Regions from separate parts of the Homo sapiens genome. Here region 1 is linked to region 2. The links are chromatin loops, found by intact Hi-C in ENCODE. Cell type or tissue: B cell. All regions are shown on one strand. Each heading gives the region's core, and the rest is flanking DNA. Links, peaks and the distances in the headings are about the cores only.

Evidence for each region. Hi-C counts contacts between places; a loop is a spot of excess contacts. Peaks named below come from ENCODE experiments on the same cell type or tissue, not always from the same donor. Only the 100,000 strongest peaks of a DNase experiment are listed, where the experiment ranks them.
Region 1: it touches region 2 in a loop (2.3-fold over the local background); 6 of 110 quality-filtered maps call a loop at or near these places.

What each region holds. Positions count from the first base shown.
Region 1 is chr6:69,825,082-69,841,482 of GRCh38, reverse strand. No RefSeq gene overlaps it. Among named protein-coding and RNA genes, the nearest start is that of COL19A1, 33 kb to the left of the region's middle. In B cell, for the core only: CTCF peaks have their summits at 5,380 and 5,581; a DNase peak (open chromatin) is centred at 5,582; H3K27ac peaks cover 798 bases.
Region 2 is chr6:69,980,476-69,996,876 of GRCh38, reverse strand. The region is part of intron 11 of COL19A1 (collagen type XIX alpha 1 chain); the gene reads right to left. Among named protein-coding and RNA genes, the nearest start is that of COL19A1, 120 kb to the right of the region's middle. In B cell, for the core only: no CTCF peak of the experiment used is centred there; no DNase peak of the experiment used is centred there; H3K27ac peaks cover 1,449 bases.

The DNA of each region.
Region 1 (16,401 bases), core at 4,640-7,139, 150 kb after region 2:
AACAAGAGCAAAATTAAACAAGTGGCACTACACCAAACTAAAAAGATTCCTAGTAAAAGAAACAGTCAATAAAATGAAAATGCAACCTATAGAATGGGAGAAAATATTTAAAAACCATAGATCTAATAAGCATTAATATCAAAACAATATATGAAACTCACACAACTCAATAGCTAATAAAAACCAAATAGCCAAATTTACAAATGGGCAATGGACCTGAATCAAAATTTGCCAAAGAGGACATGCATATGGCCAATAGAAATGTTAAAAAGTGTTCAACATCATTAATCATCTGGGAAACGCAAATCAAAACCACAATGAGATATTACCTCACACAAGCTGAGAGATAACAAGGGTTGGAGAGGGTGTGGAGGAAAGGAAACCCTTATATATTGCTGATGGGAATGTATATTGGGACAGCTATTATGGAAAACAATGTGGGTGTTCTTCAATAAATCGAAACTAGAAGTACCATATGACCCAGCAATCCCTCTGTTGGGTACATACCCAAAGGAAATGAAATTAGCACCTCATAGAGATATCTGTGCTCCTTTGTTCTTTTCAGCATTATTTATAATAGCCAAGATATGGAAATAATTTAAGTAGCCATCAACAGATGAATAGATTTTTTTAAAAAAATTATGGTATATATCTACAATGGAATATTATTTGGCCTTTAAAAGGAGAGATATTGCCATGTGACAACATGGATGAACCTAGAGGACCTTATGCTAAGGAAGTAAGCCAGACACAGAAAGAAAAAGACTGTATGATTTCACCTATACGTGGAATCTTTAAAAAAATAGTCAAATAAATAAAAACAGTAAAACAGTGGTTACCAGGAGCAGGGAGGGGGAGGAAAAGGGGAGAAGTAGGTTAAAGAGTACAAATTTGCAGTTATGTATGATACGTTTAGAGATACAATGTACAACATGAGGATATAGTTAATAATATTATATTGTATTCTAAAAATGTGTTAAGAGAGTGGATTTTAGGTATTCTCAATTCACTCACACACCCACGGTAACTATGGAAGGTGATGGATATGTAAATTTGTAGTAATCATTTCACTCATTTCATTATGTATATGTGTGTAAAAACACCATGTTATACATCTCAAATATATACAATAAAAATTTTTAATAAGAAACTATAAACAAAATGTATATTAAACGACCACAATGAAAAAAAAAACTTTAAAAGTCAACAAAAGCAACCAACTTTAAAAATTTCTGATGTGTTAAATCTTCAAACACACATGGAATTCACTGGCTAGAAGATACTGAAGCAAATAGTTTTGTAAGAGTGAAAAATGATACATTTATATAGCTAAGAATAGAACTAGCCGTTATAGTACCTAAAATAAAATTACAAGGACTATAAATCTTTATCCTTTAGGGTATACTGCTGGGATTAGAAAGAAAATCTACTTATGATTTATGATCTTAACAGTTCTGAGATTTCTATAAGTGTTTTTTCTTTTTCACTTCTTAAACTTGCTTTGGCCAACCTTACTATGGCATTTGGAGCTTACATTTTGTAGTGGAAATATACCATGTAAGCATGATCCATGTTCAGTGTCTCAGTAACAAATATTCCTTATTAATACATATTACCAAAATACAGCTTCTTGTGAAAAATAAATTTGAGTCTAAGTATTTCAGAGTATAGCAACAGGAAGTGCAAGAAAATGCGGTCCACTATATGTGGATTGAGGTGTTTTATCAGTCAAGTGAGAGTTGGTAGACTTGGCTTAAAAGCACCATGTCATAAAACACAATAGCCAAGTAACATCGGTGTAGGCAGGTTATATACAGACAAAGCATAGCATAGACTATTACAAAAATATAATGAGAAAAAGGATGCTTTCTTTAAGGTCATTTATTAACAGCCCTTAAGTTTGATCTACAGAGAAATTAAAGTGCTGAAGTGAGACAATTACCTGGAAAGACTGGGTAATTAAAAAAGTTTAATTTTTTAAGTTATTCCAGCCTTTATCTACTTTGGTTGTTTATATTCAGATCACTGAATAATCACCCAATTGCCCAGGTAGCTTTGAGTTATAAATGAGCATAAGTTGTTTACCCAGGGCAAAAATAAATGAGTTTTCCACTGTAAGACAGAGCTAGGAAATCAGAAAGGGAGTTGATCAGAACCAAATGTCCTAAAAAGCTTGATGCAGAAGTAGTCAAAGTTGCAATGGCACACAAGCGGAAGTGATGTAAAAAACATCTAAAATAAGGGAAAAAAGATTAATCCCGTGGTGAAATTTCAGTATTTGTGGAGTCTGAATGGAAGAGATATTTTCGTTCTTTTAAAAAAAATTTTTTTGTAAGCTCCTGAATTTCCAAGAAGGCAATTTAAACCAGTCTTTATGAGAAGGCAATAATTTAAAAACAAAAATAGGAGCAGAATTAGAGTAGATTAATAATAATATGAACTAGACCTGTGACCTCCAATATTTGTGTTTCCTGCCCTTAAAATTTCTGATCTAGATTCCTTAACCATCTCAAAGAAATTCTGAAGAAAAAATGGTAAATGAAGGAAAAGCTGTTCACAACACATATTCTCTGATGCTGTCTCCTGATTATAGTCTTATATTCTTTATCTGGGTGGAATGTGCATCATCAATAAAATGTACATGTATTTCATTTCTGACCTCAAATTTTTTTTCACATAGTCTGATAAATGTTTATTCCTTACAAACAGCCATGGTACATTTTATGCCATTAAATTCTAACAACACCTCTATGAGATGCCAAAGTGGTTATTAAACCTATCAGGTAGTATACAAAGAGTTAGCAAAACAGAGGTCAGCCTGAGTTTGAAGCCAGGTTCTGCCTCTTACTAACTGTGGAAGTTTGAGAAGTTACTTAACCTCTTGATGCCTCAGTTTACTCATATGTAAAGTGGGGACAAAAATATTCCCTCCATAAAAGGGTTGTTGTGAGATTTGAGTTAATGCTTATAAAGTACGTGGAGCCATGCCTGGAACATAGTAGGTGCTAAATAACTAGGAGCTGTTAGTACTCTATTTAGAGTTAGATCTAATTTTGAAATCTCAGTTCCATGTGTCTTATAGCTGTGTGCCCTGGGAAAATCCCTTCATTTATTTAACGCCTTCTTTCTTCTTGGATAATTTGGAGATTTAAAAAAATCAAAAAGAAATTTCACAAGGGTGTCATGAAGACTTAATGGGATAAAATGTGTCGCAGTTATTTGTAATGTACAAGGAATAAAAGTTGACCTAGACGGCTAAGAAGTTTTGGCGCCAGAAGTCAACTGTATATATATAATACTAACTTACTTAGACACCAATGTTCACTGACTTTCTGACTCTGGGAGTACATTCCAGATTTGTTCTGTAATAAAGGAAAGTAAAACTGATCCTTAACCCATCAAGGCTCCTGTACTTACCATGGAAAATGACAATGTTAAAAATTACACTTCTGACAAAAGTTACATGTTAACAATAGCTTTTCTTTTCAGTATGAACATCATTCTCAGTTTATGTGATAGTATTGTAATCAAAGGTTCAGAAAAGCTAATGAAATACTATAAAATGTCAACTGTAAAAATAATTTTAGTGGAACGAATTGGAGAAGTGGAAAAGACAAATTGGTTAGGAATAAGACCATCCTAATAATTAGCCATTAGAAAATGGTCTCACTGAGCAAAATAAAGGTCACATGGGGGTCAGCTGCTAAGGTTCTGAATTATCAATCAGAAAGTGGATAATATTCAGAAATCAATGGAGAAACTAAAGACTTTAAGCCATGCAACACAATCAACAATGAATTACACTTACATAAACACTTTCTTCAAGTCTCCAAATACATGGCAATCATGACAAACGAGGCAAAAGTAGGTGGAAGGTTGAGGAAGGAAGAAACTTGGCTTTACATCTGGTGATGGGGCAATTTTAAGAGTTCCTCTTCTGATATGGGTTTTGAATATACCGAACAGGAAATGAAGGTCTTATCCTAAATTCAATGGCATTTCCCTCAAATGGCAAGTGGTTTCTCCAAGATTGTGTCTAGACAAAGGAATCCATGACTGGGTGTGGCAGTACCTGGGCACGTCCTTGTTCATCAGTCCTTTTGGTCAGGGGCTCTGACTTGGTTGTCCTTCTGGCTCCTGCAGTGTCAAGGATGGTTTTGCACAGTAGTCAGTAATTAAGTGTTTAATGAATGAATCTTCATATATGTCTTACCCAGTCATTTATTAAAAACTTGACGGAAAAAATCATCTTCTATTTGTTTATATTCTTCACAGTATATATGGTATAATGAATGTAAACATAGACAATTGTTAAAAATTTAATTGGAAGAGTTTTTATTTGTATTTTTGAGAAATTATGGTATTAATACATATTGTTGATCCCTTAGTGACTAGGAAAATTGTAAATTAAGATCATTTATATCAATTATAAGAAATAAAGCAAATAGTAAAAATGTACAAGTTGATCATTTTCATGTGCTTAAGTTCTACTGTAAAACTAAAATTTATTATGAAAATACTTAGGCTGTTAACTAGGCACTGCCACTGATTAGAGAGTTAAGTTTGGAAATTTCACTTTTATTCATAGTGTGATAGAGTTGGCTATTAGATTAAATGAGATAATACATAGGACAGTACATTGAACAGTATAAACCTAGAATCATGCCATGCTCAATGTAAACAGGCACTAGGAAAGAGACTATAACCAATTTTGGGTTTTCTTTTTTTAATGTCACAATTGTAGTTGTAGAAAACCCGATTGGTTCTAGAATTAGACAAACTTATGGCCAAATCCTTAGAATGGCACTTACTTACTGACTTTGAGGAGTTACTAATCTGAGTGCCAAACTCCTCATATGTAAAAGGGAGGTCATTCACTTATGCCTTCTTAGATTTCTTCAAAAGATAAATATGAAAACATATGTAAAATGTTTAAATCAGTGCCTGGCATGTGGAGTATGCTTGTTTGTGAACATTTTATCCCCCTTCCTATTCTTTTTTTCTGCTCTTCTATCAACATATCCTCAGAAGGGTGGACAGGGAACAATGAGAATATTCAGGAAAGGGAGCAAAAACTGCTATGAAGATGGAAGAAACAACAACCATGTGTTACTACTGGCTCTTCTCCTTCCCCAAAAAGAATTTAGTCTTACTGCCTGTACTTTCTCGCCTTGTTAGGTAAGGTAGCTAGTCTTGATAAAGCAAAGACCTGAATGTTAATTCTGGCCAAGAGTTTGACTTGCATAACACGAAATATTTCCCTTAACTATTACTCTAGGCTTTATTTCTTCATCTGATACTGGTATGTCTCATAATTTTACAAGTGATGGATAAGGGCTGAGAAGTGGGGCAGGAAATAACTAAGGCAATCAAAAGAGAAAAATATGCTTGTAAAGCACTTAGAGCCATGCTAATTCTGAATGTTATCCACTTTCTTATCCCCTAAGAAAGTCTGTGGAAGAAGAAAGAAGAAGAATCAAATATGAAACTCATGAAATACATCCTTAATAAAGCCCTTAAATTCCATTACTCTAAACGTCTGGAATTGACTTGAAGTACTGACAACTGTAGAGCACCATCTAGTTTTGGCCTCTAGAACTGCAACCAAGTCTTCTGATTCTCAATGGTACGTAAAGTTAATTCCCAGCAGGGGGAAGGAAAACTTACTTTTTAGTGTTTTTAGTTTATTGGTTAAAGTTCTAAATTGGCTGTTTCTTCCCCCATTCCCTCAGAAAATAAGCACGCTTTGCAACAGCTGTTGTTCATTTGCCATATTAGAGTTTCTTATGGAAAATAAATCATTCATAGGTAAATATGAAATATAAAACAGATCATAATAGCAAAGGTTTATGTACATTTAAACACAATGATGTCAGTGGTTTCATTATGAACTTCGTTCTCTGGTGCTTATGAATCAGCAGCATAAATTCGCAGTAAGTGTAATCTTGGTGTATAATGAACTCCAGTGTATTTTAGAAACAATCTAATTTTAATAAAATCAGTATTTTATAAAAAGAACAAGATTCCAGTTAACAGTTTTAATACCAAAAGTATCTTTTAGTATTGAATGGAAAATATTTTAAAACAAAATGTTTTTGCTATCTGCATTTTTTCACGGCTTAAAGATTACATTATACATTTCAGCTAATCATTTGTACTGCCCTTTTTGGTCAATTTAAATATTCCTCCAGTTGAGTTTATTGTGCATGTGTAACTATTTAGAAATAATTAAAAGAAAGGAAATAAAATTTTACAAGGGTTTTTAAAAGAATGAGAACACAGATTGATTTAGTTAACTGGAATTTTGTTCATAAAAAGACATCCTTCATGCTTGACAACTCACCATAGTATTCATGTTATATTCCTACATAACCTTTAAAAATATTTATTAGCTACAAAAAGAGTAATCACTTTTGATTATTCTGACAAAAATCTTTGGAAGTTTCACATTGAAAAATGTCATCAATGCTTCAAAATTATAATACTTTAAATTTATGTAGGACAGTAGTATCTCAAAACACTGTTTAATATATCACCTATTATCAACAAGCTTTATGTAAGAGGCCACTTTAAGTGCTTTAACCTATATTTTTCTATTCCTTAATTGTTCTACCTATACTTAATTAAACTTCTGGTTTATTTTTTTCTTCTTGCCGTGTAGTTGAAAATGTGTTTATTACTCTAGGAAAATATTTAACTACCCAATGCCAGGATTCAGTGGCTACTGGGAGCAGCGAAGTCTTAGTATTCAGGCCATTTGACACTTCTCAAGAGCTAAAACATAATTAGGCAATACTGAACCTGATGAAGGGCAAAATAAAGCATCCTTCAGTATAGCCACTTCTACAACACCCTGAAGAATTAGTCTCATCCCAACTGACCCAACCATACACTGTTCTGAAGAGGATTCAACACATTTATCAGTTGTTCTTAAATAATCCCCTTAGTCCAGTTCCAACCTTTCAACATTGTATCATATTGTTAGTTTCTATAGAAATTTTATTTCCAATCTTTTCAAAAATATTGCTTAGGACTGTAATCCAAAGCAAGCATTACTGAGCCACTTCTGGGTAAAAAGTGCACCTATCAGACAATAAGAAAGCAAATTTAGGGGAGCAAGAGGAAAATTGTCAAATCACTGGCTTTCCAGATAAGACAACTCTGAGTTTTAGTAAGGTACAAAATGTGGAATGATCACCTCTGTCAAAATTCAACTAGAATGTTTTGGACATTTGAATAAAATTGGCAGATTTAATTATGCTTTTTATTTTCAAATTGGTTTTTGGGACTCAATGCAAACATTTGAAATGTCAAGGATTTAAGCTATTTGTTAACCAATTTACAAATAGGAGCATATATATCTTACTTTGCAAAGTTACCTAATATGTTTTTTTAAAAAGGTAATTAATTTGTAAATATATATTCTTTTCTCCAAAACAAAATTGCTCTTATCTTATGGTTTTCTACAATACAGAAACAGTCTCTGAATATATAACTGCCTAAAGGTTTCTACTTTTTTATTTTTACTCATCTAGATAAAAAATTCAAAACTAATATATGAACTATAGTGCTCCTGTGCGGTGAATACTCCAAAAGGGCAAATTTCTTAGAATCATTAGAAATACAAAAGTTAAAGAGAAAAGCAAATAAAAGTTGAGGGGGATCGAATCTTTATGGAATTACTGCAGCAGTTGGTAGATAAGACAATTAGGCCACATTGATAGAGAAACAAATGCACAAACACATGGAACTTTGATCAATCATCTAAAGTTGTTTCTCTTGAGATCATGATGAATAAGCTTACAATATCTGATGAGAAAGAATCCTAAAACAGGTACAATCATCCCTTGGTATCTATGGGAGATTAGTTCCAGGGCCTCCCTCAGATACCAAAATCTGAGGACGCTCAAGTCCCTGAAATAAAATGGGCTACTATTTGCATATCGCTTATGCACATTCTCCTGTATACTTTAAATCTCCCATAGATTACTTATAATAGCTGATACAGTGTAAATGCTATGTGAGTAGTTGTTAGACTGTGTTCCTTAGGGAATAATGGCAAGAAAAAAAGTCAGTATAAGTTCAGTACAGATGCAAATATTTTGATCCATCATTGGTTAATTCCAAGGACATGGATCCCATGAATACAGAGGGCCAATTATACTATGTTTTGGGAACTACTCTTTTTTTATATAATTTTTTAAATTAAAAAAAATAAAGACAAGGTCTCACTATGTTTCCCAGGCTGGTCTTGAACTCCTGTGCTCAAGCGATCCACCTGCCTAGGCCTCCCAAAGTGTTGGGATTACAGGCGTGATCCACCTTGCCTGGCCAAGGAACTTCTCTTTTTTTGTCTTGTTTTTCTTAAGTTGGTTTTGTCTCTGGTTATTGCTAGAGGGAATTTGTCTCTAATTCTAAATTTCTCTGGGAAAAGCAACTTTCTATTAGTAAAAATGTTAATGAATTACCAATGATATCTTGAAACTACAAAAGTGTTCCATGTTAAATGTGCATTTTATAATGATAGAAACAATCCAAGTCTTGAATTACATGGAATCTTGTCTATCAATGTTGATTTGCTATTAGAGAGTGACCAGACAGTGACAAGAGCAAAAAATTGAAAGCAGGCAGAAAGAATCAGCTAAAGCACAGAGTTGAAAGAGGTGCAGAGGCCAATCTCAGTAGCAAGTCATAGCTGACAGAATGTGTAGAATGCTGGCATAGCAGGATGAGATATGTCATTTCATGTCTCTTGAGAAACATGACAACCCCATAGATGTAGCACACTTCTCATTGATTTCTATTTATCCTTTAAACTAGAATAGGCAGCACAACACAGAACTGTAGTAGTCTATCCAAACATTTTCCCTTTTATATTTACATTTTCCATGAAAATAAATTCAATGAAACCTGAACAATAAACCTAAATAAAGCTAATGGAAATGATTAAATCTATCAAGTGAAATTTAATTTCTCATTGGTTTATACTCCTCTTTATAAATTCTGGAACCACTGGACATCTATTGGAATGTTCAGTGGTGTAAATTCTGGAACCATTGAGTATAGAAATGTTGAAAAATTGAAAATCCTCATATCATCCCTATGATACTTTTGATCCAATCCTCTACAGTTTTAAAACAAGAGTCCATGATTTGTCATTTTGTTCTGTTATAAATTTATGTGACACATGGAGGTTTTTGCTAATTATTAGATAGGATATAAGTCATTCAAAATTAATATATCTACTAATATCCACTATTAAAAAATGCAGACCAAATCAAGGAGTTTGGGTTTTTCTTTCTTTTTTTTGTTTTGTCTGCCACAGTGTAGTGCACCTTATGGTCACCTAACACAACAGTTTCTTTTCCATGTTTGTAGAATTCCCACCACATGAGGCAGAACTTGCCTCCCACCATTAAAGTTGAAAATATGAAATAGTCTCTTTCCCAGCTAAGTGCACAGCACAGGTGGCAATTGTGTTTTCACCAGACTACATTTACGGTGTGATTTAATCATTGTTTCTTGCTGCATAGCCTTTAAGTTGTGTGAGTTCCCCAATACCTGTTTAACAAATCCATTTTCTGCTTAAATCAAGCAGGGTTAGTTCGTTGGCCGAATGATAGAGCAAATGAAGAGACATGGTTGCAGACCACAGTCTATCATGACAAAGGAGGGAAGCAAAGGGTCTAATATGTGCCCGGGTGGAATGGAAAACAGTGAAAATCCTGTTTATATTAATTGATAGGACTTCAGAAATCACAGCATCAAATTATTTACTAAATCATCTAGGACGAAATACCCACTGAATACAAGGCTTTGGGGAAATAAGTGGCCAATCCCCAGGAGTAGTTTGAAGGGCTTGAAGAATTGAGAGACTTAATTCTTGGGAAAGGGTAGTTATTTCTAATGGTACCACTCATACATAAAGAGAATGACAAGGTGAGGGAGGATAGCTAAGGATCTCTCTGTCCTACATTTATGGGGCAAATTTATGCATTTGTATGATTTTGTTTCCTGGACATATATTGCTCTCAAGAAAATTTACAGTGGCATGGGTGCCCGATGGAGCACTAGTACGGGCTAAAGTCACTCTTTTCACAATATATTCAGCTTGAATTTTGAATGATTTCCCCCATATTGGAAAGAGTCAGGTACAATTAAATAATTAAATCCAAGATAGATAAGAAAGGAAGTAAAAGAACATGTAATCCTTAACTGTGTTAAAATTTCCACTTCAAGATAAGTGAATTGTGTCATTAGTTAGGCAGGTTAAGGTATAGGGCATGCTCCAGCACTTGAAAATGCAGAGTGCAATAGAGAAGTTGGGAACAAAGAGTGAGCAGGAAGCTGAGGACAAGCATACAGGAGAAAGGTAACTTGACAGCAAACATTGGCCTCAATGAGAGGAACAAGTGTTTAAAGACGACTCAAACAAGACTCAAGTAAGCATTGACACCAACTTAATCTCAAATGCAGGGTTTAGCAGCAAGGGAATCTGATTAGTTGTTCAATTTGTAAGTTGGCAGAATCCCCACCCCTTCACATTTCCTAGGGAACGGGGACTTACAGTATTACAATTCGCTAAGTCAACGAGACCTCGATGACTGGCTTTCATTTAAGTTGATGTCTCAGGAGGCTCAACTGTTTAAGATTTTTTAAAAAGAACTGAGATAACTAAGGACTAACATATACATGTGAAAGTGGGAACCCAACCTATTAACTCAGGCCTATATTGAAGATGAGTAGGGAATACAAGGATTTAACGTTACCATAGATACTTTACCAATAGCACAGGAGTTTTTGGTCAGCACAAGAGTTGTGCAGTGCAAACAGATTCCTAATATCAGAGAGAAGGCCATTTCCAAAGTCCCTGATAACAAAATTTCCCGCTTCAACTAGGACTCTTCAAGACCTAGACTGAAATTGATTTTTTAAATTGTGTGGCATCCATTTGTATGGCACAGCATTCACTGAAGAAAACAAAACAAGTCAAGGGTTGAAAAATTGCCTAAGATGTTGTTTAAAAGATTTTGCTGTCATGTTTTAGAGATCACAGGGAATAAGAGTTTTTCAGAAGACCAGAGATGGTCATTGTAGTCTCCAATTTGAAAAAAGAAAAACAGATAAATCATTTAAAAGTAGATTAAAAAATAGAGGTAGACTTTGCTTCTTGAAAAAATTCCATTTGGATCATTAAGCAGAGAAATTTTCAACTTTGGGGAAATAATGTAGTAAACATTAAATGAATTAATGAGTCATTTAGATAAGATATACCAAGATAGCATCATTTCCTTTTTTAAAAAACAGTGTTTCTAGACTGGTGGTAAATAAAATAAAAACGAAAAGTGTAGTCCACAAAATATTTGATTGAAGCCCTTTTTGATAACCTGTGAAAAAGATAGTGAAATATTAATTGAGTAATAGTATATGTATTAACAATGTAAATTGTTTAGAAAGATGTTACACACTGAATATGAAGTTGAAACTGACTTTTTCTGACTATAAAATTCCTTATATATTAAGGACATTAATTATTTAAATTTTTTATAGAAACATAACTTAGGCCAGGAGGCCTAAGATGGAGATAATGCAATTAACTTAGAAGTATATAATCATCAGATACCTTCTATTTCCCATTTCTTTATAATTTTCACATTTTCATTACAGTTACTTCTGTTAATAGGCTTTGATAGGGAAGAATCAGACGGAATTGGGAATTGAGATTTTTATCTTGCTTTGGCCTGCATTTCATGGCACCTTTGTGTTTCCTTTGTTAGATGTGTTACAATAGATAACACTTTTTCCAACATCCTGAAATTTCTTCTCTGAAGACAGGACCACCTGGAGAACATTCTGCTTTTTCATTTCATGAGTTCTGATAAGAATGAACTTTGATGGCAGTCTCTCTATTTAGGTGAATGGTTTGTGTGACCCCGTTGCTCCTCTTGCTTTGATCTGTAGACATTCATCCTGAGTAGCACACTTGGAATAGAGAATCTTGTGTGCCTGAGAGATTCTGAAACTTTTACCAGGCTAATGATAGTTCATGCAGAGAAGTAGAAGTCACAAATATTGTATAGATTTTTAAAAGTTCTCCACTTGTCTTTCTAACGGAAGCCCACCTGTTCATCATGGAATGTGAGATAAGAGTCTGAACTGCAATGGAGCTGGAGAAGATACTGCATTACAGTTAGGGATTTAGCTCATTTTAGGTTTAGTTCCTAGGCTTGTGCTTGCTAGTGGACTTCCTGAAGCCATCATGTTTCATCAGTTTCTATGAGACACACTGTGAGACACAGTGTCTTCTGCAACCCTGGGTTCTCAGGGTAGACACAATTTTAAAAGTGTAACTTTTCTCTTAGGCTTCCATTTTTCTATTTTCCTCATAAGAGTATTTCTCTGCTTATTAGATTGTTACTCTTGTTTTCCTACCTTCCAAAGGGTGGGTTTTCCCCACAAGAAATTATCTTTTAGCCTCTTTTTTCTTACTGGTCAACCCTCTGCCTTGATGATCTTAACTAATTTCATGCCTCCTAACATATCTCCTCTGTGAGAATGACTCCCACCTCCCATTTCTAGTCCTGATCCCTTTCCTAATCTCCAAATTTAGTTTGCACTGCCTATGCAGCTTGACAGAGCACTCAACTCAACACTTCCAAAACGTATTTTATATTCCCATACTCTCAATTCTCAGAAAATACAAAGGAAAGAAATCTTGTTTCTCCTGAAAGAATAAAATAGGCCAGACAAAATGGCTCGTGCCTATAATCCCAACTTTTTAGGAGGCCAAGGCGGGCAGATCACTTGAGCCCAGTTCAAGTCCAGCCTGGGCAACATGGCAAAATGCAGTCTCTACAAATTTTTTTTTAAAAAATTAGCGGGTTGTGGTAACATGCACCTGTCGTCCCAGCTACTTAGGAGGCTGAGGCAGGAGGACTACCTGAGTCCAGGAGGTTGAGGCTGCAGTGAGCCATGATTGTGCCACTGCACTCCAGCCCGGGTGACAGAGTAAGACCCTATCTCAAAAATAATAAATAAATTAATTAATTAATTAATGGCTTTTGTAACTAGTACCACTAACACTATATTCCCACTCATCAAACATGAAAGTTCAGGATTTAAAAAAAAAAATTCCATTGTCATAGACTATATCACCTACTGTAATATATTTTACTTGTAATATTTTTTACTCTGCCTCCTGTTGTTCATTTTAAAACTACTCCCTAGTTCAGGTCCATTTTGCTTTTTACTATTATGATAGTTTTCCAGTGGATTCCCTACCTCCAAAGCATGTTATTTATTGTTGCAACATTTATTCTTAAAATGTAGGAGTAATTATGTCACCTTCCTGCTTATAATCCTGAAAGGCTTCCTATGCTTTACCAAATTAAAAATAAAAACCTTGTCTCACATCTTGACAGCAGCTGTATCCTACTCTTTAACTTTATTTTTCATCATTTATACCAGAGATGAGGACAGTTTTTGCATCACTTGTGCCCAAATCCCTGGGTGCCTGTCAAGATGTGTATTTCTAAGGTACGTTTTTTACCTACTGAAGCAAAATCTGTAGGTGTGGAGGCTTAGAATTTACAGTTTCAAAAACCTTCTTATACACTTTAAAGTTGTAGAAACATTATCCAAAATTCAGTCAAAGTTGTCAATTTGCTGATTGTCAAATATGGCCTATGCCTTCTTGCCTCTTCTCTTTATTCATGCTCCTCCCTCTTTCTGGAATCCCCTTTTCCTTCTGATCTCTTCTTAGTTAAACCCTATGCATTCTTCATGAATTACCCATACCACATGCCAGGCCCATTGTAAGTGTTCCCACTAAACAAATGACTTATTTTCTTGGCAAGTTCCTCAACTTCTCTAGGTCAGAATTTCTTCAAAGTCAAAAACACTGTTTTAAACTAAATGATCTCCAAAGTAATGTTCTTCTTACAAATTGTGATTCTTGTTTTTACATCTGTTTTGGTACTTAGCACAATCTGTCTAATGTTATGTATTTGTATGCTTGTCTTTGGATCTTTATACTATAAGGACCTGAAGAATACAAACTACGTCTGTTGCTATCTGTACTCTGCCGTGCTTTGCAACATGTGTGTCATGTAAGTGGCTTAAAGGAGGTAGACAGATATGAAATTTTTGCTATGCTTTTGCATCCTGGATTTTCCTGCCTTGACCATAATAATCTGGGCATATGTGCTTGATTTATATTGAAAATGAATCTGATGGTCCTTCTAAAAGATTAAATATTTAGTATAATTAAATACTACAGTGTTAATGACATTTACTATGGTATTAACATAAAGGAATGTGCAGCATGAGACATGGACATCAAAATTCCATTATAAGAAGTAACATTTTTAGTTCTCTTCTGAAGCATTTTGATAGTTCAGGGCATTTATGATACTAGTAACTTCTTAACATGAATAATAGGTCAACTGTAATTCAGTGTTATCAAAGAAAAAGATCTATTTGAAAGAAGTCAACACATAGAAGTTAATTACATTGATTTCTGTAATGCAGAAATAACTATTTATATTTAAGTACTTTGAGAAATGTGTCTGAAATTTAGCCTGCAATATTAGCAGGCTGTCCAGGGATTTTACTGTTTCTGGATATATACTGATATATTCTCTGATAATGAGAACAAATTTCCACTAGCGTATTCAAGAAATAATTAGACAAATAAACTATAGCAAGAAGAATGATGATTAGATATCAGGAGGAACTTGATATCACTATGAAGTCTATAAAGTCATAAAAATAATATTAGGAATAAAAATATTAGAAATAATATTAGAATAAGTATATAGTCTATAGAAGAAAAAAATCTTTTCAGTCTGCATTATGCAAATGGGTCAAAAGCACATACCACTTATGTCATGTGAACAGATATAAAATAGGGCTTACTAGGGGAAAACATAAAAAGAAATAGTAGAGGGTATACAAATAACTCAAATCTCGTTGCTAAGGTCAGACAAAGATAGTTTGCACACGCTATGTTTGACAGTCCAGATAAGACTTTCCTCCTCAACATTCTGCAGATGTATAGGATGGAGAATCAGGAAACATCTATATGACCATGTAATGGTGGAAGCTCCTGTTTGAGCAAATGGCATTGTTAGAAAGGGATAATTTCTGGAACCCAATATATGGTAACCGCCACTTTTTCAGTTGCACTAACTCTGACCTGTAGAATCTGCTCACTCCCTAGCTGAATGCCCTGAATCACAGTCAAAAAAGCATAGCAAAGGCTTTGAGAACAAAATTGTGAGATAACCCGCTGTACAAGACCTACACTGACTTCTGAGTGGCTTAGCCAAGGGGCAGACACAAAGAGCACAGCAAAAGTTTGCTACTAACCCAACATTGCATACAAGAGATAAGCCAGAACTTTGCCTGTGCACACAAAGAAAAAAAACACTCTCCAGAGGATTTCAACAGGATCCAGAGTTTCACAACATAACATCTAAAATATCCAGGATACAATGCAAAATGACTCAGCATACAAAAAATACAATGAATTTTCAAGAGAAAAAGTAACCAACAAATGGAAACTCCAAGATGATACAGATGTTAGAATTATCAGGTAAAACTTTACACTAACAATTTTAACCATCCTCCTTGAGGTAAAGCTGAACATTCTTGAGATGAATGAAAAGTTAGAAGGTATATTCTGCATTTATTGGTTGTCATATTCTGTCGTGTTTCATATATGTCCTTTAGGCATTAACTGCATTCTTTAAACCTTCCGTATTCTTATTTTTATTTTTATTTTACCCACATATTACAACAATTTGAGAGAGACTCTATAATTATAGATATTGTTTATGCCTTTGTGGCTCTGCCAGTTTTAGATTTATAAATTTTGAACTATTATTAAATACATACAAATTTGATATTTGATATCTTATTTAAAAATTCAACATTTATCATTATGAAGTTACACTCTTTATTCTTAGTAAAAATTTTAGACTCAAAGCCTATATTTTATATTAATATATATTAATCATATTAAATATACATGTTATATATTATGCATGTTAATTATATAATTCACTCTCTTTCTTATATTTTAATTTTTATTTTTTACCAGGAAAGGGTTGCGGCCTGGATAATTTATTCTTTCATTTAGAATTACCTGTTATAGTTTTTTCTTCATTTTTACTTTAATCCTATTTCTATCTTTAGTTTTTTAATGTATCTGTTGTGATTAGGATTTTTAAAATCTAGTCTGACAACATTTCTTTGCAGAAGTATTTGGCCCATGTATGTAGAATGTAATTCTGGAATCACTGGGCTTTAATCTTACACCTTATTTTCTGCTTTTTATTTGTACCCTGTTTCATATTTCGTTTCTTTTATTCCTTTGAATTAATATTTTTTAGCATTTCA
Region 2 (16,401 bases), core at 8,022-10,521:
AGAAGAATAGGAATAAAACTAGATTTCACTGAATGTACTGTTTTACAGACTCTATTTAAAGGTTGTAAATAAGCTTATGTTGTAGTTTTTAAAGGTTTTAAATAAGCTTGTTATAGTTTTTTAAAGGTTTTAAATAAGCTTATGTTACAGTTTTTCAGTAATGTAAATCATTAAAATATATTGGTTTTGATTAATTATTAAGAATCAGTAAGCTAAGGAATATTATTTTAGACAAAACTCCTTTGCCTAAATGTTTTAAATTTAAACATTAAAAAAATACATGTATAGTGTACTACTAACCTGCCTATATAAATTAGTTAAACAAAGGAAGTTACAAAATATAACTTCTTTTTCCAAATAAGAAATTCTTTCCTAACTTAAATATACCTGTAGCTTACCATCTTAACACTAGATACTAATTTAGTGCTTTGTTGTTCATGATGAGTGGTAAAGAAATGATTATGTCTCTGGCAGTCAAATATAAGGCTAAGAAAAATAAGAGCTTTTCAAAACTGCCAAGCCAAAGCATAAAGCTGTAATTGTGATCTAGTGACCTGAGTCTAGTGCTTGGAAACAGGAGGTCCGATTCTAATCACATGTCTGCCTCTATAGCTGTCCGAATATACATGTCTTTTTCTATTATTATCCTTTGTGATTTTTAACAGATAGAAGCAAATAACTCCTAAAGCCACCTGAATAGTATTGTGTCAATACTGAGATAAAGAAGAATTTATAGGTAAGGTACTGTATTATAAATTATATTCACCTAGATTCTTTTCAAATGATGACCTCATCAGGCCACAAAGATGAATCGAGATAAAGTTTGAGATAAATTTGTGTTCAGAGTCCAGTGCCCCTGCTTTTTGAATAGCTGATCTCAAAAAGACTGTCTTGATAAAAACCTACTTGCTATGTCACAAATTGTTCGTAATTCTTTCAACTAAATGAATTAGGGCCAAGATTCCTCACCTAATTGCATTTGTGACATATACCTAATTAAGTTATTTCTCCAAGGAGAGAAAGGACTTAATCTAACGAAATAACTCTATAAAATCAGCTTATCTCAATTCCCTTTAGTAACTACAAATGTAGGTATCAATAGATTGTACATTTAACTTGGTTCATATTTCATATATGAGAATCAAATCTTCTTTCAAGAAACACTTTTATTGAAGTTTCACAAACCATTTCTAAGATCTAGTTAATAGTCCACTACTTCAAAAATTTTAAATGCAAAATTATCTGTATAATTAAAGAATTTAGATGGTTGTTGGAATTCCAGATAGAAAGACATAGTCTTTGCTTTGATTTGCTAACTTACCCAGAGCATGCTTTTGGTAAAAAAAAAAAAAAATCACACGGTTTTACTTAAATCAAACCATCTATCATCAAGTTATCCTTGTCTTGGCTACCTAGTTAACTTGGCTAATTGCTATGGCAGGAAAGCTACCTAACTGACATTTGTATGACAGTCTAAAATTCAAGACTCTCTTTTAGAAAGCTAGGCTTTTGGAAAATATACTATTAGATAGTGATCACTCACATTGGCTAATATACTCTCAGAATTTCCAGACTTCTTAGAAGCTTATTTTGTGGTAGAGGGATAAAGGAGACATTCATAGAACTGTTGCCATAACTTCTATAAATACTAACACCTGGCAGTAAACTAATGCATCCATAGAAATGGTCCCAATGGAACATGTTGGCAAGGTGGCATGCCACAACTCACCCTCCCACCTTGTTTAACTTGTGGGTACTACATTTCGAATGACAAATAATGGGGCAAGTTATTTTCAGATTAGCTGAGTCTTAAGAGAAAGAAAGAGAGAGTGTGTATGTGAGAGAGAGAACATTTGATTTTCAAAGGAAGGGAGTCCACAAAGGAATAAAAAGTCCTGGGTAGAGAGATAAAACTAGAAGGTGCCTCTTTGGTGAAGCCAGGCCTAAGGTGATGTCTGAGGATGTGGGGACACCGTGGGCAGGGTCAGATATGCTAACATAGGCTCATTTCTGAAAATCATTAGGCTGGTCTTCCTCTTCTCAGATGCAAATGGATAGAGGCACACAGCAGATCTCCCACAAATGTCTCCTGAATAAAATATCATCAGGAATCATCTGGGGTAAAATACAGTGATGGCATTTTAAATAATGGTCTCATAGGCTGATTTGGAACTGGTGCCACATCCAGAATGAATTCTTGAAACTGCCAAATCTTCTGTGTACTCATGTGACAATTTCCAAATTATAGCAATGTCTGCAATAATATTTCAGGCCATTTCCAAAATTCTCCATTTCATTTCATTTTGCTGATGAGGAAGGAAGATGAAATTTTATACTCATCTGAGAGAGACAATTTAGTCTGTCACAGCTGTTGCCTGGGAATCCAGTGAGAATGACAGATCTAGAAAGAAATTCTCCACAAGCGTCATAGGCAAACCTCCACTAGGTCCAATGACTCACTACTCTCATTGCTGTCTTTAACTCGTTCCTTGTTTGACCAGGATACATGGATTAGAGCATTTTCTTCTTTATTTGCTTGGGCATTAATACTTCTATAAACTTTCTAAAAATTCTCACTCAATTAGAGTGAACAAGATGAAAAGAGCTAGGAATTTAACATCATTAAAATCACAACTTTTTGGAGCTTCAGATTCCTTATTAATAAACTTGACTTCATAATATCATTATCATCTATCTCCACATTATTTTGAGTTGCTGCCTGAGAAGATGTTTACAAACTATCCATATATGTTATTTACTTTTGTAAAGGGGAAAATGTATAGTGCTAAATACCCACATAATAAAGCTAGAAAAATCTCAAATTAACAAACAAACATCACACCTAGAGGAACTTGAAAAACAAGAGCAGTCCAACCCCAAAGCTAGCAGAAGACAAGAAATAACCAAAATAAGAGATGAACTAAAGGAAATAGAGATGCAAAAAAAAACATACAAAAGATCAACAAAACCAAAAGCTGGCTTTTTGAAAGAATAAATAAGATTGATAGACCACTAGCTAGACTAATAAAAAAAGAGAGAAGATCCAAATAAACAATCAGAAATGACAAAAGGGACGTAACCACTGACTCCACAGAAATACAAAAATCCCTCAGAGACTACTATAAACACCTCTAGGCACACAAACTAGAAAATCTAGAAGAAATAGGTAAACTCCTAGAAACAGACAACCTCCCAAGATTGAACCAGAAAGAAATTGAAACCCTGAACAGACCAATAATGAGTTCTGAAATGGAATCAGTAATGAAAAGCTTACCAACTAGTAAAAGCCCTGGGCCAGGTAGATCCACAGCCAATTCTACTAGACAAATAAAGAAGAGTTGGTACCAATCCTACTGAAACTACTTCAAAAAACTAAGGTGGAGGGACCCCTCCCTAACTCATCCTATGAGGCCAGCATCATCCTGATACCAAAACCTGGCATAGATACAATTTAAAAAGAAAATTTCAAGTCAATATCCTTGAAGAACATAGACACAAAAATTCTCAACAAAATATTAGCAAACCAAATCCAACAGCACATCAAAAAGCTAATCATCCATGATCAAGTAGGCTTTATTCCTGGGAAGCAAGATTGGTTCAACCTATGCAAATCACTAAATGTGATTCATCACATAAACAGGACTAAGCACAAAAACCACATGATCATCTTAATAGATGAAGGAAAGGCTTATAATAAAATTAAACTTCCCTTCATGTTTAAAATCCTCAACAAACTAGGCATTTAAGGAACATACCTCAAAATAATAAGAGTCATCTATGACAAAAACCCACAGCCAACATTATACCGAATGGGCAAAAGCTGGAAGCATTCTCCTTGAGAACTGGAACAAGACAAGGATGGCCTCTCTCATCGCTCCCATTCAACGCAGTATTGGAAGTCCTAGCCAGAGCAATCAGGCAAGAGAAAGAAATAAAATACATCCAAATAGAAAGAGAAGAAGTCAAACTAGCTCTCACCACAGAAGATATGATTTTTTACCTAGAAAACCCCATAATCTCTGCCCAAATGCTCCTAGATCTCAGAAACAACTTCAGTAAAGTTTCAGGATACAAAATCAATGTACAAAAATCAGTAGCATTCCCATAGATCAACAATGTCCAAGCTGAGAGCCAAATCGAGAACACTGTCCCTTTCAGAGTAGCAACAAAAAGAATAAAATACCTGGGAATAGGGCCAACCAGGGAAGTGAAAGATCTCTACAATGAGAATTACCAAACACTACTGAAAGAAATTAGAGATGACACAGACAAATGGAAAAACATTCCACGCTCATGAATAGAAAAAATCAATATTGTTAAAATAGCCATATTACCCAAAGCAATTTATAGATTCAATGCTATTTCTATCAAACTACTAACAACATTTTTTTTTCTTTTTTTAAATTTTACTTTAAGTTCTTGTATACAAGTGCAAAATGAAACTACTAACAACATTTTTCACAGAATTAGAGAAAAACATTCTAAAATTCATATGGAACCAAAAAAGAGCCTTGGTAGCCAAAGCAATCCTAGGCAAAAAGAACAAAGTTGGAGGCATCACACTTCCTGACTTCAAACTATACTACAAGTTCAGTATGGCACTGGTACAAAAACAAGCACATAGACCAACGGAACAGGTTAGAGAACCCAGAAATAAAGATGCATACCTACAACCATCTGATTTTCGACAAGGCTTACGAAAACAAGCAATGGGGAAAGGACTCATTCAATAAATGATGCTGGCATAACTGGCTAGCCATATGCAGAAGATTGAAACTGGACCCTTTCCTTTCACCATATATAAAAATCAACTTAAGATGAATTAAAGACTTAAATATAAAACCTAAAACTGTAAAAACCCTGGAAGATAACCTAGAAAATACCATTCTAGACATCAGCCCTGGCAAAGATTTCATGATGAAGATGACAAAAGCAATTGTAATGAAAACAGAAATTGACAAATATGATCTAATTAAACTAAACAGCCTCTGCACAGCAAAAAACAAACAAAAAATACTATTCACAGAGTAAACAGACAACATACAGAATGGGAGAAAATATTTGTAAACTATGCAGCTGACAAAAGTCTAAGACCCGGAATCTATAAGAAAGTTAAACAAGTGGACAAGTAAATACCAAATAACCCCATTAAAAAATGGGCAAAAGACGTGAACAGGACACTTCTTAAAAGAATACATACATGAGGCCAACAAGCATATTAAAAAATGCTCAACACCACTCATCATCAGAGAGATGTAAATCAAAACCATAATAAGAAACCATCTCACACCAATCAGGATGGCTATTATTAAAATGTCAAAAAATAACAGATGTTGGCAAGGTTGCAGATAAAAGGAAATGTTTATACACTGCTGGTAAGAATGTAAACTATTTCAGCCACTGTGAAAAGCAGTTTGGAGATTTCTCAGAGAACACAAACTACCATTAGACCCAGCAATCTCATTACTGGGTATATACTTAAAGGAATATAAATTATTCTATCATAAAGACACATGCATGCATATATTCATCACAGCAGTATTCACAATAGCAAAGACATGGAATCAACCTAACTGCCCATCCAAGTGGACTGGATAAAGAAAATGAGCTACATACACACCATGGAATACTACACAGTTATAAAAAAGAATGAGATCATGCCCTTTGCAGCAACATGGATGGAGCTAGAGTCCATTATCCTAAGTGAATTAACATAGGAACATAAAACCAAATACTGCACATTCTCACTTATTAGTGGGAGCCAAACACTGAGTACACATAGACCCAAAAAAGGGAATAACAGACACCAAGGTCTACTTGAGGATAGAGAGTGGGAGGAGGATCAGAATAACAAAACTATCTATCAGGTATTAGGCTGATTACCTGGGTCACAAAATAATCTGTACACCAAACCCCTGTGACACACAATTTACTCATGTAACAAACCTGCCATGTACCCCCCAAACCTAAAATAGAAGTCAGAAAAAGGAAGAAAAAGTTAAAATTGAATAAATCCTTTTAAGAAATCACCATTTTGTGACCCTGAATGAATTAATTGGCCTAGATATTGATGATCAATGGCTGCAATCATCACAAAAAGAAAGATTTTCAGACATTATGTGGCTCTTGGCACACACCACCATACAATTTATGAAGTAGTCTTGCTAAAAACATCACACCTAAACTGATCTAACCACCCTTTAAAGGAAACACAGAGGAGAGAGGAACATATTAAAGTACACCATGAAACTGCAGTTGGCAAATCCAGGCTATGGAAGATTCTTCAGGACAAACAACCCCGATTCTTTAACAAATAATGTAATAAAACAAACAAAATGACAGAGAGGGGGAGGAAAATTATAGATCAAGAGACCATCAAAAGCACAGCAACCAACTAGAATGTGCCTATCTTATTTGGATCCTGACTACAGCAAATTGTTAACGAAAATTATGATTTTATGATACTATTGGAAATTTGAACACCAAATGACTACTTAATGATATTAAAAAGTTATGTTTAAAAATTTTAAGTGTTATAATGAAATAATGATTATGTAAAAACAAAAGCCTTATCATTTACAGATACAGACTGAACTGTTAATAGCTGAAACATATGCTGACTGGGATTGCCTCAAAATAATACAAGATGGAGTCTAAGTGAAACAAGATTGGCTGTGAATTGAAGACAGCTGAAGTATATACAGGTGTTCAATATTTTATTCTGCACACTTTTGTGTTTATTTGAAATTGTCCATACTAACAATTTTTTATTATGCCTAGGACCAGAGTCTTTATAAGTGGGTACTTCACATGCTCACAAATAAAGAGATACATCATTTGTACACATTCATTATTAAGCTTTTTGATATGCAATGAGAATTTTCTTAACAAGATAAAGCTCTAGAAATGAAGGCAAAAATTACTCATTCACAATTGAAGTCTAGCATTTATATAAGATCTTATAGACATGAAACATTAGTCTAAGAGCTTTAACTCATTTACCTCATCATAGCACTAGGGATTAGGTACTACTACTCTGCTTTAGAGATGAGGAAACTAAAGTAGAGGAAGGTAAAGTATTTTGACATAGTAAAGTGGGAGAGCCAGGGTTTGAACCTAGACCATTCTGTTCTAGAAATTGGCTCTTAAATTTTAGTCTAATTCTGTGGCTATTGAGCAAGTTTCCATGTTTTAGGTAGGATCTAGATCAGTGGTGTCCAATCTTTTGCCTTCCCTGGGCCACATTGGAAGAAGAATTATCTTGGGCCACACATAAAATACACTAACACTAACAATAGCTGATGAGCAAAAAAAAAAAAAAAAGTAAAAAACTCTCATTATGTTAGTTTACGAATTTGTGTTGAGTCACATTCAAAGCTGTTCTAGGCCGTGGTTGGGACAAGCTTGATCTACATCAAAAGAAATAGAGGGACGTTATTCTAGAACAAGGGAAAAGTAAAAGAAAAGGCACAAATATATGGATTAGCAAGTTACTTGCTTTAGGTAAAGCACAGGATTCCGAAAAAGGAAAATTCTATGAAACTAAATTGGAAAGGCAGGCAGAATCAGGTTGTAGAAACCACGAAGGGCAAGTTAGGGATGTCTGGACATGCTCTTTTAGCCATTGAGGAGGCACTGACTCTTTTTGAGTAGAACCCCGGCATTGTACTTTTTGGAGAGTAATGGAGCTAGTTATGTAGGAAAAAATTAGTGGGTAAAAAACTTAGCGGTATGTAATTTACTTAGAAACCTATTCCAACAATCTAGGCAAAGGCAAGGAAAGCCAGAACTTAGGGAAATGCCATGGGGCTGAAAAAGAAGGGCGGCTATGAGAAATGAGATGTGACAGGAAAAGAGGGGAGAAGCAAGAGTTCATAAAAATTACAGGTTTCAGACCTGTGCAAAGCCCAGAAGGATGGTGATGTTATCAGCACAAATAGAAAAGAGCAAATGCAGGAAGAAAAGCAGATGTGAAAGGAAAGCAGAAGGGTTTTGTTTTGAACATGCTGAACCAAAGGAATAAATGGGACATCCAGGAGGAGATGTCTAACAGGTAGTTGGGTAAAGTAGACCAGACTCCAGGAAAGATATCAGGTTTAGGTTATAGATTTAGGAACCATCCTCTTGAGAGATGATGATTGAACTGATAAGACAAGTTGAGACTGCTGAGGGAGGAGGGGAAGAGGTTTGTTTTGAATCTCCAACGGTATTATCAGTCTCTTAACACGTGGGTGTTGTTTTCTAGTTCCTTTTTATTCCACCAGAGCATCTAGCACAGAACTCAGTAAACTTTCTTGTCTGATACATGGAAAGGTATAAGAGGTGCTAGAAGTCTTTTCATAAGCAGTAGTGATTTCCCAAATGATTCCGGTATAGCATTTATTTATCAGTAGCAACGATCATTTGTTTTATTAATTTCTCATCTGGGAACTAATAAGGAAAAGCCAACTATTAAAAGCCCACATATGGTGGAGGGCAGAAGACCCTTTTCAGATACTTCATGCAAAATCCTAAGCACTAAGCACACTAAGTAATGCTTATCTTTTGGCCTATATTACTTTAATAATGGTGGTGCTGTAATTCACTATGGAATTTATAGTCAAATCTAGTGAATATGAGGAGTACAGGAAATGACATGTAACCTTTTCACTGCCTTTGGTGTAGTAAACCACTGATGAGGCTGCAGTTAGAGAATGAACATATAAGAATGGGGAAAGAAAATGGTAATAATGCTGCACTTTTGCATATTTAAGTCATTTCGAATCTGGTGTTTAAAACTTCTTTAAAAAACAAAATAAAGATCTGTTTCTTACAGCAGGGTCAATAGTGAACCATTTTTGAGTCTTTTCCAGAACCTGTATGAGTCAGAGTATTTGGTTTAAAGCTTTAAGGGTCCAAATAATTATCTTTCTTACATGCTGTACTCAGTTTATTCCTCCCATGTCAGAACTAGATGTTCATACTTAATTCTAAACTTTTCACATTTCCCTTTTACTGTAACCCTGGGTTGAGAAAGCCCACTACTTGAGTAAATTTTCTAGGCAATTTTCTGGTATTAAGAACTCCATTCCATTAGGGGCTCTCTCCAGGAGAAGGAAGAATGTTAGGAGGCTCCCAAGTAAGCATGGCAGGGAATCCTTACCAACAATCAAGAACCAACCCCACAAGGCAGTTAAGCACAGCTGGGAGGTATTTTGTTAGATTCAAGTCCTAGAAGCCAGTGAAAGAAAGAGCTGTGATACAAACGGTGGTGCTTATGTCTTTCACATTTGGAAAATTTCACAAGCACATAAGGACCTCTAGCCGATTCTATATGTTAAAAACACAGTGTTGTTTGTGAAACCAAGCAATCGTTTTAAGGACTTTCAAGTCTCTAGTGTGAGATTTGTTTCAAATTTATTTCAGCTATCAGAGTTGATCCTTCTCAGTAGCCAATGATGAATTTTCCTTCAGTATAGCCGTATGTCTGGGTCAAGAATAAGTCTAATTTTCACTGAGTCAAGAGGATAATGTTTGCACTTGTAAAATGAGAAAACAGGAAAAACAAATTTAGACATAGAGTTATTAGTAAATAATAAAATTCCATTTTTTATAATTCCACTTTGAGGAAGACTGTAGGATAAATGAACATGACAGAAGGATTTTATTTTGCTGTGTTTTGTTTTGTGTTGGTGTAGCTAGTGATGTGCTGCAGATAAGAGTCAGTTATCATTGCTGAATATCCATAGGCCTTGAGTGGACACCTTTGGGATGATGCCTCTTGATTTTGAACAACAACAAAAAAAGATTTTTAAGGAATATCAAAAGTCATGCCTGTAGTCCCAGCTACTCGGGAGGCTGAGGTGGGAGGATCTCTTGAGCCCAAGAGGTCAAGGCTGCAGTGAGCTGTGTTTTCTCTGCTGCACTCCAGCCCGGGTGACAGAGTGAGACTGTCTCAAACAACACAACACAACACAACACAAAATGAAACAAAATACAAAAAGTATCCAAAATCTTAGAAATAGAATTTCTAATGGGCAATTGCACTCAAATATCTTATTAATGCATTTTCCAATTGCAGCTACAAAGTTAGAGCTCCATGTCTCAGTCTTAGAGCCAGAAAGCTCAGTGGCTTTCTAAATAAGACCAAGTTGGGCACTGGAGACCAGAACTGGTTTCAAAATAAGCATTACTTGAAGAAAGTTTAAGGAATTGTAGTATAAACTCTGCGGTCAAAGTATATATGCCCAGAAGTTCGTTCTAGATAGGGCTTCACATATTTAGTACATTATGTGTATAGGTTTGCACATTAAAATAACTGCTCTCAAACTTTAGTTGTTATGCAACCATCTCTAAGAGAGTTTATTAAAATGCAAATTCCCAAGGCACATGCCTAGACTTCTGATCCAGGGGATCAGGAATGAGGCTCAGAAACAGGCATTTTAAGCACCCACGAGATTGTGATGTAGGTGGTTTTTCAGATCACGTTATGAGAAACACTGGACATAATTTATACCCAATGCTTCTCATTGAAGTATATCCATTGGTAACTAACAATCAATAACCTCAGCTTAAACTGAAACATATAATCCCTCACATTTCTGACTTATAAAAGGAGGATTAATATATATATATGTGTGTGTGTATATATATATATATATATATATATATATATAAAACGTGTAAGTCATTTAACATTTTACTGGCAGCTATTATTTTAATTGACACTTTTCTATGTATGTTATTTGAAACTAAAAACAATGTAATTAGCGGCAAAATTTGCTTTCTTCCTGACTTTGTAGACTGTCTTACTGAAAAAGAAAGAGTTCTTTATTTTCATTTTTCATGACTAAGCAAGACAAACATATTCAAATTCTAGGTTACTGAAGCAAGCTCCTTAAGTAGAATATGACATGAAGAATATATGTTTTAACAAGGCCCTGAACTGTATTTTCCAAAGACCCTAATGGGCCCACTAGACTTGTTATAATCTATTAAGTTCAATTTATGTAGGTGGAAAGTCCTTAAATATGCATTTTATGATAATATGCCTTTTAAGATGTCCCCTGATATATATTACACACACTACTAGACTATAATGGCTATTAACTCAGTAAAATTAATAATATGCATTTTTAAATGCCCTAAACTTTCAAAGACTCTCAGGAGAGACATTTCTGAGCAAAGTTTTGAAATAAGGAAAATTTTCACAGTTTTTTAGACAAAGAAATAGAAGTTTAAGGAATTTTTGAAAACGTTCAGTAATGGTGAAGGAAACTTAGGTTCCAGGGTCCTGGCTGTTTGCATATATACTCAGCTACTTTTTTTTTCAGAAGTCCTATCTTCTTATTAGCATGTCTCTACTTTCCACTCTTGATACTCATTTTAAAGTGGTCCTAATTTTCCTGATTAAGCTATCTCTTCAATAGACCTGACTGAAAAGTCTCTGAGTCATCTCTCATCCTTCACCCCCTTTGCTAATGTTGCTGAACTCGCCACTGGACCATAGACCTCTGGATGGCAGTAAGGGTGTTTCTCTTCTGAGGAATGAGTAAAGAAATGATGATGCTGCTTTCATGTTTGGCATTAGTCATTTTCAACTGATTCTCTTAAAGTCTCTTCCTCTGAAAGTTAGTACCTCACTACTTAAACAAATGGAATTATTCAGTTAAAGATTCCAAAACCATCCCACACAACAAAACTCATATTGAATGCCATTTTTAACCTTGTACTATTAAAATTTCAATAGTGAGGAATTCAGTTTCAAGTTTTATCTTACCCAAGGAAACAATTCTTCCCTTAAAAGACATGTTTTGAGGTGTACTTTGTATTCTGATCCCAACTACAAGTGGGTAGGGAGACATTTTGAACCTACCCAAATTAAACCTAATGTTTTTTCTTCAAATGTTACCAGTTCTTAAATGCAGCTCTTAAATTACACATTTGGTTATTACATTTGCATTAATTATTTCTTTAAAATGAAGAAAATTATCAATCTCCTATGGAAATAGGTTTTAGGCTGGCTAATCTCAGATAACTCCCGAGCAACATTCAAACACTCAATGATAGAAGACTAATGGCTAAAATGTCCCCAAGGAAACAAATAATCTTTCAAGAACTATAAACACAGCTAAATTGTCATTAAAGTATAAAGTGAAAGCAAAGTTTGGGGGACTTCCATGTCCTTCGCATATATATTTCTCATTAACTTTTTGTGAAAAAACTAGGAGGCAAACATCAGCCAACCAAGAGAATGATACAGAAACTTCAGGCAAAAGATTGACAATGAACATAGGTTTCATTTAGCTACAAGACTAAAAATAAGATAAAAATTAGGGCTTGCGACTTAAGAACAGGATGTAAATATTATGAATACCAAAAAATGCTAAAATTATATATCTGACAAAAATTAGAAGGAAGGAGAGGAAAGAGGGTGGCAATAATGGGTAGTTTAAGTCCATTATCTTTTGTAGTGAGGTGTTAAAAGATTGTCTTTAAAATCAACTTAAGTTGCCTTTAAAACCAAAATACGTAACAAAGATAAGCATATTAACAATACCAAGGTAAAACTAAAAATATGTCATTCATTGACATCAGAGAGTGGCAGGGATGGAAGAAGTGGAAATATGTTAATTCAGCCATTCTAGGGAAGGAAATCAATAGACACTGACTGCAGAAATAGAAACTTCACTATATTTTATGTAGTTCTCCTTATAACCACTGGAGCAAAAATTTCAAATTTTCAGGAGAAACATAAACAAAGCAATCAAAATAAATAATTAAACCCATAATGTAAAAATCTTTCACAAAGAAACCTTCAGACCCTGTGGCTTTTTGGTGAATTCTTAAAAACACTTAAGGAAACATTAATACAGATATTACACATACTCCTTCTGGAAACAAGAAAAGGGGTTATTCAGTATTCAACTCATTTTATGATCCTAGCATAACTCTGATAGCAAAGTTTGACCAGAAAATGACCAGAAAAAAAAATCTTAAATTTTTATAAACATAGGTGCAAAAATCCTAATCATGATAGTAGCAAATTGAATCCACTTATACACAGAAAAAATTATGCATTCTTAACAAATGAATTTTATTCTAGGAATCCAAGGGTAGTTTAGCATTTGAAAATCAATCATTATAATTCACCACATTAACAGAATAGAAAGAAAATTATATTACCATCTCATCAGATGTGGAAAAAGCATTTTTAAGTTCAATATTTGAATAGTATTCAAAGAAAATTCAGCAAATTATATTCTCAATATTCATATTCTAAGAAAGGGTCTCTACAAAAGCCTACAGCATACTTAGTGATAAAATATTGAATTCTTTCCCCTTAAATTTAGAAAAAGAACAAGAATGTACACTATAACCACTTCTTTTCAATATTGTAGTGGAGGTCCTAGTCAGTAAAATATGGCAAGAAAAAAAATCCAAGAAATAAGATTTGTAAAGAGAAGTAGAAATTTATTCACAAATTGCATGGTAGTCTGTGAACTATTAGAATTAATTAGTTAATAAAGCAAGGTGGCCAGACACAGGTCAATAAACAAAAATCAATGTATTTTGATATACTAGAAGCAATTGGAAGTTAAAATTTAAAAGTATTCAAAATAGCATCAAAAACGTCAAATACCTAGTCATAAATCTAACGAAAATTATGTAAGAACTCTACAGTGAAAATTAAAATACATTACTTACAGGCAATACAGGAAACCTAAATAAATAGATATATTATGGATTGGATGACTCTATACTATTGCAAGGTAAATTCCTCCCAAACATCTATAGATTGAAAGAAAATTCATTCAAAATCTCAGCAAGTTGTGTGTATGTAAGTGTGGAAATTGGCATGTTGATTTTATTTTATATTTATTTATTTATTTATTTATTTATTTATTTATTTATTTATTTATTTTTGAGACAGAGTCTCGCTCTGTTGCTCAGGCTGGGGTGCAGTGGCAAGATCTTGGCTCACTGCAAGCTCTGCCTCCCGGGTTCACGCCATTCTCCTGCCTCAGCCTCCTGAGTAGCTGGGACTACAGGCGCCCACCACCAAGCCCGGCTAATTTTTTGTATTTTTAGTAGAGACGGGGTTTCACTGTGTTGGCTAGGATGGTCTCGATCTCCTGACGTCGTGATCTGCCCGTCTCGGCCTCCCAAAGTGCTGGGATTACAGGCGTGAGCCACTGCTCCTGGCCGGGCATGTTGATTTTAAAATTGATATGAAAATGCCAAGGTTCTAGGATACCCAAGATAATCTTAAAGAGCCTGGTGAGGAATTTTCCCTACTAAATACTCACTATAAACATCAGCTATAATATTTTGGCAATATTGTATTGTTAAAAGTGTAGGCCAGGTGCAGTGGCTCACCCCTGTAATCCCAGCACTGTGGGAGGCCGAGGCAGGTGGATCACGAGGTCAGGAGTTCAAGACCAGCCTGGCCAACATAGTGAAACCCCATCTCCACTAAAAATGCAAAAATTAGTCGGGTGTGGCGGCAGGTGCCTGTAATCCTAGCTACTGGGGAGGCTGAGGCAGGAAAATCGCTTGACCTGGGAGGCGGAGGTAGCAGTGAGCTGAGACTGTGCCACTGCACTCCAGCCTGGGAGACAGAGGTAGCAGTGAGCTGAGACTGTGCCACTGCACTCCAGCCTGGGAGACAGAGCAAGACTCCATCTCAAAAAATGAAAATAAAAATAAAAAAGTGTAGACAAATAGACCAATGCATCAGAACAGAATTATTCTTCTTAACTCCCCCTCTTTTTTTCTTTCTATATCTTCATTTTTGTTCTTAAATTGCTGCTGCTTCCACCATGATCCTCACATTGTCATTGCTATGATGGCAACAATGATGGCAACAATCCTGGCATTATGTTTGTCATGCTCCTTGGTCATTTCATTTGTGTATTATTGTAGCAGCTACTTTGCTGCTTTTCCTATCTTTAATCCATTTCTCTTGTGCTTTTCTTGAAATTAAAAAATTACCTAAAATATATTTGTAATTTTATATAAATCCTTAAATACATGAAACATATATTTTAGGACAGATTTTAAAATGTTTTCTTTGCAAGACTTGGCATGGGCAAGGGAACATATGCAATGCATGTATCTATGTATGTAATGTGATATATATTTATACCTATATTTTATGAATATAACATTTATAAATTTAAAAGTTTATAAATATAAAACACATACAAAATTTATGAATGTTAAATGTTTTTTTAAATATGAAGAATATATATAATATAATGTAAGTTCTGAAGTAAGACAATAAATCATACTCTCCTCTCACTTTTTAATTTCTTTTACTCCTTTTCTGGATGCCAGACTTTTGTTATTAACTTTTAAGTTTGTAAGTATTTTTCCAAATTTTTACTCCAAACTTATGTCATCATAAGTTACAATAGATGCACACATACATACAGGCACAATCAGGATTTTAATCACTTTTGTTTTAAAAATTGGTTATATTATATACATTTTTCTGCATTTTTTATTTTCTCCCTCATCATCACATTCTACATATCAATTTAGATTACCCAGCAGAATCCTAATTTATTCAGTAGTTCTATAATACTCTATGATATAGATGTTCCATAATGTATTCAGGTGTTTTCTTGTTAATGACACTCACTCAGTTCCAGTTTTCTGCCCCTACAAAACACCATTATATTCCACATTGGCAAAAACTCTGTATGGTTTGTTTTTTGTATACCTAACAAGTAATACTATGTTATAACATTTGTGTGCCAACTCTGTGAGCACTGTTCTAGGAACCCAGCAAATGTTTGAATTTAACAGAATTTGTGTTAGGAGTTGTATTAAAGCTTATACCACTTAAAAAATAAAGGCCATCACATGCATGTAATATATTTATATAAGTCAGATTTTCAAGAAGGTGATTTCTAGGTAAAAAGATTATGCATTTTTTTCATTTTTGAATAGATATTACCCAGTTGCTTTCTAAAAGAGACTGTAGCTCTACACTTACCACCAGCAATGTATGGGAATGCCTTTGTCCTTGAATCACATCCAGCAACAGGTGGCAGGCTAATGGCTGTAAAGCCAAATCTCATAATTGCTTTACATTACATATCACTGACTACCAGTGAATCTGAGCCTTACACATGTTTACTAGCATTAGAATTTTTCTCTTTAGCGAGCTGCCTATTCACACATTTTGTCCATTTTCAAATATTGAGTTGTCTTTTCTCAGCTTTTAAAAACTCTTTGGAACGTACAAATGTTAACTGGTCACCTATTAATTATATTTTATCAGAACAATTATTTCCTACTTGATTTCGATTATGACTTTACCACTGAAACATTTAATTTTTATATGTCTAATATGTCTATCTTTTACTTTACAGTCCCTGGGTTTCAAATCTTGGTTAGATATACACTTAATCC